Regions from separate parts of the Homo sapiens genome. Here region 2 is linked to region 1. A link is a contact called in ENCODE POLR2A ChIA-PET data. All regions are on one chromosome and are shown on one strand. Each heading gives the region's core, a stretch centred on a gene start or an enhancer-like site at or near the end of the contact. The rest is flanking DNA. Distances are from core to core; before and after follow the strand shown.

Region 1 (6,276 bases), core at 357-2,856:
GTTCGAGACCAGTTTGGCCAACACGGTGAAACCCCGTCTCTACTAAAAATACAAAAAAAATTAGCTGGGTGTGGTGGCACATGCCTGTAATCCCAGCTACTTGGGGAGGCTGAGGCAGAAGAATTACTTGAACCTGGGAGACAGAGATCGCGTCACTGCACTCCAGCCTGGTTGACAGTGCGAGACTCTCAAAAAAAATTGGCCAGGCATAGTGGCTCACGCCTGTAATCCTAGCACTTTGGGAGGCCGAGGTGGGTGGATCACCTGAGGTCAGGAGTTCGAGACCAGCCTGGCCAACGTGGCGAAACCCCGTCTCTACTAAAAAATACAAAAATTAGCTGGGCATGGTGGCACATGCCTGTAATCCCAGCTACTTGCGAGGCTGAGGCTGGAGAATCACTTGAACCTGGGAGGCAGAGGTTGCAGTGAGCTGAGATCGCGCCACTGCACTACAGCCTGGGTGACAGAGTGAGACTCTGTCTCAAAAAAAAAAAAAATCAATTAATTTAGCTTAATTCAGCTGCTTCACCTTGGCCTACAAGGGGCTGGGCCACCCTGTCCAATCCATGATCACCTTTTTCCACTGTCCACCTGCAGTGCACAGCAAGTCGCCTACAGCTCCTCCCATACCCACAGCCCCTTCCTGCCTGGGACCTTCGCCCATGCTGTTCCTCCTGCCTGAACCCCTCTCCTAGCTCTTCCTCCCATCAGCACCTCATTGTCATCCCTTCCCTATCCTGTGGTCTGAATGTTTGTGTCCTCCCAAAGTTCATATGTGGAATCCTAGCCCCCCAGGTGGTGGTATTAAGAGGTGGGGACTTTGGGGGCAGGATTAGTTCCCTTATCAAAGAGGCCCAAGGGAGCTTGTTTGTCCCTTGCACCAGGTGAGGGCCCCGCAAGAAGGTGCCCTTGCTGGAGATCCCAGACTCTATGAGAAATATTGTTTATAAGTAACCCAGTTTATGTTTTTTTGGTTTTTTGGTTTTTTTTTTTCAAGGTGGAGTCTCGCTCTGTGGCCCAGGCAATCTCGGCTCACTACAACCTCCGCCTCCCAGGTTCAGGCGATTCTCCTTCCTCAGCCTTCTGAGTAGCTGGAATTACAGGCACCCGCCACCATACCCATCTAATTTTTGTATTTTTAGTAGAGACGAGGTTTCACCATGTTGGCCAGGCTGGTCTCGAACTCCTGGCCTCAAGCAATCCTCCCGCCTCGGCCTCCCAAAGTGTTGGGATTACAAGCATGAGTCACCATGCCTGGCCTATGGTATTTTTTTATAGCAGCAGGAACAGACTAAGACATCCTACTTCTCAGCTTAAACGTCACCTCTGCACAGAGCCCTTCGTGATACATCTGAACAGATTCTTTTCTGTGACTCTCCATCCCTGCACTGTATTTGCTCTTTCAGGGTGCTTTTTCACATTTGTGAGGGTGTATGCATCTCCTCTTCCAGGCTGTAAGCTTCATAAAGTCTCTGTTTTGTTCATAACTAGAACAAGCCCTAGCACCTAGCAGTGAGTGTTCATTAAACATATGAAGAATGAATCAGCGAGTGATTTCATGTCTCATCATCTCTAAAAAGCCTGTTTGATCACTTCCAGGACCAGGAAACTCCTGACATTATCAAGGATGCCACTGCAAAGTGAAATGTCATAAACATGTAGGAGTTGATTCTTTCCAGAAGCTGGCAGTCCAGGACTAGTGTGGGGGCTCCACAGTGTCACCAGAGCTTTGACCTTCCTGCCCTACCATCTTCAGTGGGTGGCTTCTGTACTCAGGGTTACCTCATGGTCCAAGATGGCTGCTGGACTCTAGCCATTATATCCAAATACCAGGTAGAATAGAGGACAAAAGCAGTGAACCTCAAGGCTGAGGCTCCTGGAAGCCTCATACACTTTTACCTACTACAGTCCATGGAACATAGTGTAGTCACGGGGCCACACCAAAATGCAAGAGAGACTGGGAAATGTCTTCATTCCAGGCAGCACGATCTGAATCTGTTATTAAGGAAAAAAATAGGAAGAATGGATATTGGGTATGTAACTAGCTACAAATGATCATGGCATCTCCGTTTATTGAGCACTTATTATGTGCTAGACACAGTCCTAAGTACTTAATAAATGTGGCCCGGTCAAACAAGATTGCCCTCTGCCCCCAAGATTGCCCTCTGCCCCTTCTGTAGCCAGGGACACACACACACACGCACGCACGCATGTACAGGAGCCAGTTGGGCCTGGCCCCCTTCACTGCGGGTACTGACATGCGAAGTCTTTGTCATATGACTCTGAGCAGGGAGGGAGCAGTGTCCTCTTAGCATAATAAGATCAGGATTCATAACATTAAATCAAAGTGCTGTAACTCACAGGAATATCAGTTTCCTATTCAGAAGATAGAGGAGAATGTTTTCAGAAGGAAATTGAACTTTATGGTTTGAAACACGTTTAATTTTAAATATGTTGAGAGAAAACCAGCTACAGCCTGGCATGGAAACTCCTGTTGTTCCAGCCAATGCCTTGGAGAACCAGAGACCACGCCCCCTTCCTCCCTGCTGAGGAGTCAACGAACGAGACCAAAGTCCCCTGTTCTTCTCTGCAGTCAGCAGAAATCAGAGAAGAACATCTTTAGACAGTCAGCAGACTCAGGAACTGTGTACTCTAGGACTTTTTAAAAATTTTTTTACTTTTATTTTTTTGAGACGGAGTCTCGCTCTGTCGCCCTGGCTGGAGTGCAGTGGCGTGATCTCAGCTCACTGCAACGTCCACCTCCCAGGTTCAAGCTATTCTCCTGCCTCAGCCTCCCGAGTAGTTAGGATTACAGGCGCCTGCCACCACACCCGGCTAATTTTTGTATTTTTAATAAAGACAAGGTTTTGCCATGTTGGCTAAGCTGTTCTCCAACTCCTGACCTCAGGTGATCCACCTGTCCCAGCCTCCCAAAGTGCTGGGATTACAGGCATGAGCCACCGCACCCAGCCTGGGACTTTTTTATTTTTACAGAGATGGGTGATGATTCATGGGACGTTGGAGATGCCCCAAGACTGGAGATATGATTTGGGGGATCCTGAGGATTGGTGACCTAGGCAAAACTTGGGGAGGCTGGATCCTGGGTATGGAGTAGCCAATCTGAATAAAGACCCCTGCGCCAAAGGTTGGCACAGAAATAGTGGTCTTGCCAGCCTTCAGGGGAGGCCCACACCAGTCCTAGACTGCCTGCTTCTGGAAGGAATCAACTCTTACATGTTTATGCCATTTCACTTTGGGTTTTCTGTTCTATACAGCTAAACCTAATACTGGACTGATACATTATTATTATTTTCAGAACCAACCAAAGCTGGAATAACACTCTTGATAATGCCAGTTTCCTGGTCCTAGAAGTGAGCTAACAGGCTTTTCAGAGATGACGAGATGTGAAATCCCTCACTGATTCATGCTTCATGTGTTTAATGAGCACCCACTAGGTGCTAAGCCTTGTTCTAGTCAGGAATAAAACCGATACTTCACGAGGTTTACAGCCTGGTGGAGGAGACGTGTATCAGGCTAGTGCGTGTAGACCAAAGGCCAGAGGCGCCCACTCAAGCATTTCCACCTACATGAGAATCCCATAGTCTTTTTAGAAGAATAGAAATAGTAAGCCCTGAGTCACGACTGCATTTGAATGCCACCTTACCTGAAGTCTGAATCAGGGATAATTTGATTTCAGAAGAATAAAATGAGGCTCCTAACACCTGTCCCAAATTGCAAGGAAATGAGGGTATTCTCTTTTTTTTTTTTTTTTCTGAGATGGAGTCTCGCTCTATCGCCCAGGCTGGAGTGCAGTGGCGCGATCTCGGCTCACTGCAAGCTCCACCTCCCGGGTTCACGCCATTCTCCTGCCTCAGCCTCCTGAGTAGCTGGGACTACAGGCGCCCGCCACCACGCCCAGCTAATTTTTTGCATTTTTAGTAGAGACGGGGTTTCACCGTGTTAGCCAGGATGGTCTCGATCTCCTGACCTCGTGATCCGCCCGCCTCGGCCTCCCAAAGTGCTGGGATTACAGGCGTGAGCCACCGCGCCCAGTTGAAATGAGGGTATTCTCTAAGAGGCAGATGACAGAACCTACTGCAATGAATTTGTCAAGCTCAAGGCTAAGGACACAGTCCCTCCACAAGGCAGCCTTCACTTCAAATGCCAGGTGCAACTGGGGATTCCTGGGCCACCCTCACTTCTGACCGCTTGGCTGCATTGAGGGTTCCCACTACCCCCTGTGGTTCAATAATTCACTAGAATGACTCATGGAACTCAGGAAAGTGCCCCGCCTCATAACGACAGTTTTTATGATAGCAAACAGACACAGATCAGAACCAGCCACAAGAAAGGACATAGAGGGTGAGGTGCGGAAGGGGTTCAAGTGCAAAGCTCCTAGTTACCTTCTCTCCAGACAGTCACCTCCCCCCAGCTATGATGCGTGATGACACTCAGAGAATACTGCTAACCAGAGAAGCTCCTGAGGCTTTGGTGTCCAGCGTTTTTGGGGGTTTTGTTTTTGTTGTTGTTGTTTCTGAGATGGAGTCTCGCTCTCGTCGCCCAGGCTGGAGTGCTGTTGCGTGATCTCAGTTCACTGCAACCTCCACCTCCTGGGTTCAAGCGATTCTCCCGCCTCAGCCTCCAGAGTACGAGTAGCTGGGATTACAGGCATGCACCATGCCCAGCTGATTTTGTATTTTTAGTAGAGACAGGGTTTCACCATGTTGGCCAGGCTGATCTCAAACTCCTGACATCTGGTGACCCGCCCCCCTCAGCCTCCTGAAGTGCTGGGATTACAGGCATGAGCCACTGCCAGCCAGTGTCCAGCGTTTTTTAGTGGGGCTTGATCCCTTACTGCCAGTGTGGCTGACCTTTCATCTCCAGTCTCTCCTGAGCTAACTCTTGTGTATCCAGCTCATCTGGAGGTTGGAACTGATACAGGATGTTCCAAAGCCTTCATTACAGATCACATTGTTAGACTATCTGGTGGCCAAAGGCCCCAGGCAAACACAGACACTTCCATCAGACAGGACGTTAAGGGGCCTAGAGATCACCTCCCAGCAACTGAAGGCAAAGATAATCCTCCTACTGTACATCCTTTTTTTTTCTTTTTTTTTTTTTAAGAGACAGGGTTTCATTCTGTCGCCCAGGCTGGAGTACAGTGACACACTCATGGCTTGCTGCAGCCTCGACCTCCTGGGCTCAAGCAATCCTCCTGTAGCTGGGACTACAGGTGTGCACCACCACACCCCGCCAACTATACATCCACCACCACCCTGTCCTCTCAGCCCCCAAAGTCATGAGGCTTTGACTAGGTATCAGGATGTCTTCAAATGAAAATTAATGAAAACAGCGGGCCCGGTGGCTCACACCTGTAAGCCCAGCACTTTGGGAGGCCGAGACAGGTGGATCACCTGAGATCGGGAGTTCAAGAACAGCCTGATCAACATGGAGAAACCCTGTCTCTGCTAAAAATACAAAAAAAGTAGCTGGGCATGATGGCACATGCCTGTAATCCCAGCTACTTGGGAGGCTGAGGCAGGAGAATTGCTTGAACCCGGGAGGTGGAGGTTGTGGTGAGCCGAGATCATGCCATTGTACTCCAGCCTGGGCAACAAGAGTGAAACTTCGTCAAAAAAAAAAAAAAGAAAAAAAGAAAAGAAAATTAATAAAAACAAAAATCCAAAGTTGGACACACACACAGAGAACACCTTAGGACAATAGAGGTACACCGTGGAGTGCTGCAGCAGCAAGCCAAAGATTGCCAAGGATTACCAGAGACGTGAGACGTTGGAAAGGGCAAGAGTGGAATCTCCCCTCTCCCCCAAGTTTGAGAGGGGGCCAAGCCTTACCGACACCTTAATTTGAGGCCTCTAGTCTCTAGAAATGCAATGTGCAAGGCGGGGCGCGGTGGCTCACGCCTGTAATCCCAGCACTTTGGGAGGCTGAGGCGGGCCTTAAGGTCAGGAGTTCAAGACCAGCCTGGCCAACATGGTGAAACCCTGCCTCAAAATGCAAAAAGTAGCCAGGCGTGGTGGCATGTGCCTGTAATCCTAGCTACTCAGGAGGCTGAGGCAGGAGAATCACTTGAACCCAGGAGGCAGAGGTTGCAGTGAGCCGAGATCACACCAGTGCACTCCAGCCTGGGCAACAGCGTGAGACTCCATCTCAAAAAAAAAAAAAAGGGCCGGGTGCAGTGCTCACGCCTGTAATCCCAGCACGTTGGGAGGCTGAGGTGGGAGGATCACCTGAGGCCAGGAGTTCAAGACCAGCCTG
Region 2 (5,849 bases), core at 728-3,227, 620 kb before region 1:
GGCCTCAGGGAGAAAAAAGAATTAATTAGATGAAGCATTCTATTATATATTTTTTGCTTTATTTCACTTAATTCACTTTGCGTCACTCTCCAGCCCATGCAGCCTCCTTTGAACATGTTTATTTCATTATGGGGCAGTAGTGAGGCTGGTAAGTTACTAAAAAAAAAAAAAAAAAAAAAAAAAGCACGTGATGGCCAAGCCAGGCTCCAGTGTGAGCCCTGGCAGCGGCACATACGCGCTATGTGATCCTGGGTGAGTGGCTTTGCTTTTCTTAGTCCTAATTTCCTCCTTTGCAAAATGGGAACGAACAAGACGATTTCCCTTAAAGGGTTCTTGTGAGAAAGACAGGAACAAATAAAATGGTCCATGGTTCTGGACGGACTGAAGGCAGAACCGGCAGCACTCACACGAAGGGCTACTGATTGCACGCAGCAGCCAACGTGGGCGATTTCAGTTTGGAAACAAATTTTGATGTTTCCCAGCCTCATCCCTGCTTAAAAGATTTTTACAGCTAGTGAACATGAATGAAAACAAACTTCAAAGAGTAGCCTTTGAGGATGGGTGGGAAAGACTACAGTCAGATAGGACAGGAAACTTCTAAGGTGAGTGAGGGGGAAGCTGTCTCTTAGGACGGCCAATACGATGCTGATAGTGACATCGTATCTCCTGGTGGGGAAGCCACGTCCTCCCCACAGGTCTGTCTGATAGCCTGGGGACCATATGGGAGCACAGCAATCATTCAGATTCATAATTTCTCTGAGCTTCAGTTTCCCTATCTGCAAAATGACCTGCTCCAAGTATCCCACAGGGTTATGGCAGAAATAAAATGTCAGGCTCAAAGCCTGCTATCTACAATGTCCCTTTATCGTCTCCCTCTTGCCATGTCATTTTATCAGCATCTTTACCCGCAAGATCAGGCCTAGCAGGGCGCCACAGCTGGGGCTGGAGGAATGTTTAGGGCTAGCTTTTCTCAAGCCAAGTCGACCTGACTGTTGCTCATGATGGGAGGACAAGACAACCCAGGACCAGTGCTGGGGTAGTCAAAAACACTAGTAAGTGGACAGGGACCTAATGACACCCATGTATGTACGGAGGGTGCCGATACCTCCGCTAAGAAGCCCTGTAGGGGCTTCATCAAGGGCACTAGAGTTCCCCCCACCTATCCCAGAGCACCATGCACCTTTCCACCGACTTGTCTTCTATAAACTACCAACAAGGGCTTACCCTTCGCTCCTGTGCGGGCTGCGTTAGGAGGCGCCAGATCCAATTCTCTGCGTCTTTCGCTCCTGAGCATCTATCTGCTCCCCTTGCCGAGCGCAAGAACCTTTAAAAAATGTCCAACTTCTGTTTCAGGGCTGGTCGCCTAGTAAAGGAGTCCACAGAGGCGGGCAGAATGAATGAATGAAAGGCAACGTCTTCCGGTCAGCTGCGGACTGCAAAGGCTCTGGTCTGGCTGTATTTCCTGTACGTGTGTGTGTCCACATCTTTGAGTGCCGGGAGTTTAAAAGTTAGGCAGTCCTTATAGGTATGGAAGCCGAGCTAATTTCCTTCTGAGCCCCCCAAATGCCTCCTCCACATGGCGGGTCCGCAAATGGGGGGATCTGCAGAGGATCACCCCCCACGAAAAAGACATGCAGCAGAAAAGCAAAAAAAGAAAACAGTTATATATACAAAATGCTTTGAATTTGAGTCGGCCACACAGGTAATGTTGGGGGAGGGGTGGATGAAAGAAGAGGAAGAGGGGTAGCCCTGGGCAATGAGGGCAGGAACGGAGGTGGGGGGTCGTTTTTGGGGGTGCCAGGCCCCGGGGGCTTTCACGCCAGCATGCTCGGCTTGCATTTCCGCGCCTCCCGCTGAGGCCAGCCGTGCAAATCTGCACCTCCCTCCCCGCCCCCTCCTCCTTCCCTCCCTCCCTGCCCCGCCATCTCCGGGATGCGCCCGCCGCCTGCAACTCGGCCCTCCAAAAGTCAGCTCTGCACACAACTCCCGGGCGGCGGCGGCGCCTGCGTGCAGAGGCGCACTCGTGACCCAACAACAAAACAGCGATGCCACGGCGCTAACGGCGCCCGGTGCCTCCCGGGCTCCCTCCCCGCCCCATACCTCCTCGGGCCGCCGCCCCCACCCCCCCAAGCCCGGGCCGAGAGCCCCCCCAAATAGCCCGGCCGCGGGCTCCGAGCGCGATCGGCAACAATGTTTACGTTCCGGGGATTATGACGTCGACGCCTCCCCCCCCCCACAACTGCTGAAAATGGTTTCCTAGGACTTTGCAAACGGATCTGCCTAAGTGTTGGTGCAAAACTTTGTAGATCTCGGCTCTGGCTTGCTTTATTTATTTATTTTTTGGTTTGTTTTCTTTGGTCTTCCCTCCTTCCCCCCTCGGCCAAAATGCAGGGGGCAGGAGTGTTGACAATTAATTGGTGAACTCTCCTAAAAAAATGGAGGCAGAGAAAGACTCTGGAAGAAGATTGGTGTGTAGCTTTTTTTTTTTTTTTTTTTTTCCAAATCTGTATCTGGCATATGATAGATCTTTTTTTTTTTTTTTTTGGTTGTTTCTCGCTGCCTTTTCTTTCCTTTTCTGTATTTTGCAAGAGGACCGGGAAAAAAATATAATAAATTGCATGCAAAAGGAAGCAAGCTGCTTACTCCTCCAGCCCCTTGTGAGGCTTAGAGTCTCAGACACTTAAGTGGGGAGGTGGTATCGGGGAAAGGCGTGGAGGGGGGCTGAGCGGGCTCGGGGTTCGCCCGGAATCTGGGGGGCTGAGGGGCCGGGCGCTGGGCGGTGGAGGGAGGAGGCAGGGGGATGCGGGGAGTGGTGGGGGAGTCTCCTTAGGAAGTGAGTGTGCGCGCGCGCTTGTGGGGAGATGAGGCAGCTGCTGGTGCGTTTTGGGGTCTCCGATCCGAGCTTTGTGGCGGGCCGTCTGCCTCTCCCCCTTCCAAGCCCCGATTCTCCTCCCCCCACCTCCTCTTCTTGCACTGGCGGGCGGGCGGCGGGGGCGGCTGGGGTCTCAGCCCTTCCATTTCAGCTTTCCAGCTTCCCCGGTAGCTCGGGGGCGGCTCCAGCTTTAGAAATGCCGCCGGCCCCCGGTTCCGGCTTCCCGGCTCTGCCGCCGCGGCCGCTGGGGCTGCTGTTACCGCCGAGCCGGGCGCCGCAGCGGCTCCTCCTGGGGCCTACATTTGCCCCGCCAGCCCGTGTCCGGAGCCCCCTTCGCGGGTTACATAACCAGGCTCCCGGCCGAGTGGGCGAAGCCCAGCACATTTCGGGGGCGGGGGGCAGGGGAGGGTCCCCAGATGTCCCTTCAGTGCTTCCGAAGACACCGGAGGGGAGTACCCCGCGTAGAGCGCAGCTGGACCCTCGGGGTGCGGGCCCCTCTCCTTGTCCTGCTTTTCAGCATCTTTGGCAATTGCGCAAAGTTGCTTGGGTTGCAATGGTGGGGTGCAGGGGGCGCTCGGCTGCTGCACCTGTTAGTGCTGGGCCCAGGTTGAGAGGCGACCTCCAGCCCCCACAATAATGTCCCGGGCTCTCTGGTTTGGGTCCTCGCAGCGCCCGATTGACCGCCAGCGATACGACGAGAACGAGGACTTGTCGGACGTGGAGGAGATCGTCAGCGTCCGCGGCTTCAGCCTGGAGGAGAAGCTTCGCAGCCAGCTGTACCAGGGGGACTTCGTGCACGCCATGGAGGGCAAAGGTGAGGCGCCCCCACCCCGGGCCGCCCTCTGCGCTGCGGGCCGAGCGCACGTGGGGAGGGAGCTGCCGGTGGCTGGGTTCGTATTTCGCGCCCGCGTCCCCCATTCCAGGGGATCCGGTGACGAAACGAGGCCGAGCACTGGGGGGGTGGGGTGGGGTGGTGAGGGAGGAGGGCAGGCAGTAAGGGGGGCCGGGCATGGGCCTAGGCCCGGCCCGCGCCCACCACCAGCCCCAGGGTGGGCAGAGCCAGGGGGCCGGCGGACAGAGGGACCTGGAGATGGACAGGCGGACCGAGGGAGGGCGGGAGCGCCGCGTCCTCCCCCTCCCCGAGCCGGTCGCGCTCCCTGCGCTGCCTGAGGTGCCGCCGCCTGGCTGGAACTGGGTTCAGGGCGCCCCTGGGGCATCGGGGTAAGGCCCCCCAGGCCCGAAGCCTTCCCAATCCCGTTCCCGCTTGGGGCCTGCCAGTGAGGAACTGGTGATGGGGGCGCGTCGGGTGTTTGGGACGATGCCCCCTTAGGCCTGGGGTCCGCAGAGCCGCATTCCCCCATGGGCTCTGCCAGATTGGATCAGGGACCCCATGAGCCCTGAAGCTGTTGACCTGAACCCCTACCTGGGCCGGAGCTGTCTAGCGCTACAGCCTTGATAGGTTGAAGCCAAGAATTGGGGTCAGGGGGTGACTTCCCTTCAGGCTTCTGGGGGAGATCCCTGTCCCCTGGCAGTTTGAAGTGAGGAAATGGGTCTCCTCCCAGGCCTGAGACTTGGAGAGCTCTGTTCCTTGTGGGCCCACCCAATTGAGAGCGGAATCTGGGGACGCCTCCAGGGTTTTGGAGACCTTCACGGCCTGAGTTTCTCCCTGGCTCTCCTACTAGGAGGGTGGTGGGGGTCACCCTCCAGATGTTAAGGTGACGCCCTGGGTTGCCTCTGAGGCCTCCAGAGCCCTGGCCTTCCCAGCCTGCAGCCAGTGTGGCTCCTGGTTGAGGAACCTAGTATTGCCTGCGGGATTGGGGTTTTGAACATGCCCTACCTAGCCTTCCCAGGCCCTTCACTCCTTTTCCCTTTCAGATATTTCAATTTCCTTTAAGTTACAAAGTTTCTATTTTGTTCCCCCCACGCCCCTTGGAAAACCCTTCCATCCCTCAGTGAGCTGATAACCTGGAGTGCCTCCTTCCCTCCTCCAGGTTCTGGTTGAGTGGCTGTGGCTGTGGGGTTAGCTCTGAGAAGAGACTCCCAGCTTTGCAGTTTTGCGATTTCTCTTTTGTGCCCATTGCCTCCTGGAGCGCTGGGCTCCGGTGGTGAGGGGTGTTTGTTGGGGGAGGGAAGAATAAATTTCTCCCAGCCTGCCTGGTCCTAGAGCAGGGTGCTAGTCCCAGCTGATTTAAATTTTCTCTACATAAGTGGAATTTTAATTCCTCTCCTTTCTTCCCCCATTTTTACTGAGTTGAGTCATTTGGTGGATCCTATGTGCAAACAATATGCAAACTCTTCCTAGTCATTTGGGAGGAATTCTCAGCCCAGGATTTCAGAGCTTTTTCTCAGGCTGATTTGAGGAAGTTGAAGCTGACCCTGGGGGATGGGGTGCCTAGGGTGGGTGGGTCTAGAGGGCCGGTATTCCAGCCAGGGAGAGCTAAAGTGTATCCTTAGATCTGCTCTCCCGGCTTCTTTCAAAGGGGAGGGCCCAGGGCTTTGCTCTTTAATTCAGATCTGGCCCCAAAACTTGAGGGAGGAGCTTAGAAACAGGAGCCCTTAGCCTGGATTCAAAATAGAAGCTTCTTAAACTTCTCTTCCTTTAAATCCTTAGGAATCCCCATTCACTGTGAGCCCCTGGGGATCTGAGCTGCTGAGGTCAGGGCTTTCCCCGGCTTTGGGTTTTGTTCTCTGTCTCTCTTCGGAGGGGAGTTGTCTTGGCCTCCTCCTCCCCCAAGGCTGCCCTGTGAACTGTTTCCCTGGGCTAGCAGCTTCAGTGGCCTGAGGCCTCTTCTTCTCCCTTCTGACGGTCGGAGAGGCCTTCTTACCTTGCGGATTACTTTAGTTACCTGAGGATTTGGGGGACGTGAGAATTTATCTCAAGACCCATCACCTTCATATTCAGGGGTGTATGGTTGGGTCAGATTCACTGGTTTCAGAATTGGGGAAGGAAAGAAATTAGAGGCCTCCTTCATCCTCC

Evidence for each region. ChIA-PET counts read pairs that join two places held with the same protein, here RNA polymerase II (POLR2A).
Region 2: POLR2A ChIA-PET joins it to region 1 with 16 read pairs in IMR-90. The contact joins the promoter of KDM2B-DT here to the enhancer-like site in region 1. POLR2A ChIA-PET finds 5 or more read pairs at or near these places in 2 of 52 experiments (H1 and IMR-90).

The regions. Positions count from the first base shown.
Region 1 is chr12:120,958,066-120,964,341 of GRCh38, reverse strand. No RefSeq gene overlaps it. Among named protein-coding and RNA genes, the nearest start is that of HNF1A-AS1, 11 kb to the left of the region's middle. Within about 2 kb of position 1,606, at least 5 of the 41 ENCODE cell types and tissues checked have a DNase peak (open chromatin) inside an H3K27ac peak, as active enhancers do.
Region 2 is chr12:121,576,639-121,582,487 of GRCh38, reverse strand. It overlaps KDM2B-DT (KDM2B divergent transcript), which reads right to left and starts at 1,977. Exons shown (of 4, transcript NR_183427.1): 1 at 1,225-1,977. KDM2B (lysine demethylase 2B) reads left to right here and starts at 1,465. Exons shown (of 23, transcript NM_032590.5): 1 at 1,465-1,702; 2 at 3,542-3,686. The coding sequence starts at 1,577. RefSeq lists enhancers at 1-304, 1,240-2,175, 5,097-5,675, 5,676-5,849 and silencers at 1,745-1,794, 1,875-2,184, 3,344-3,423.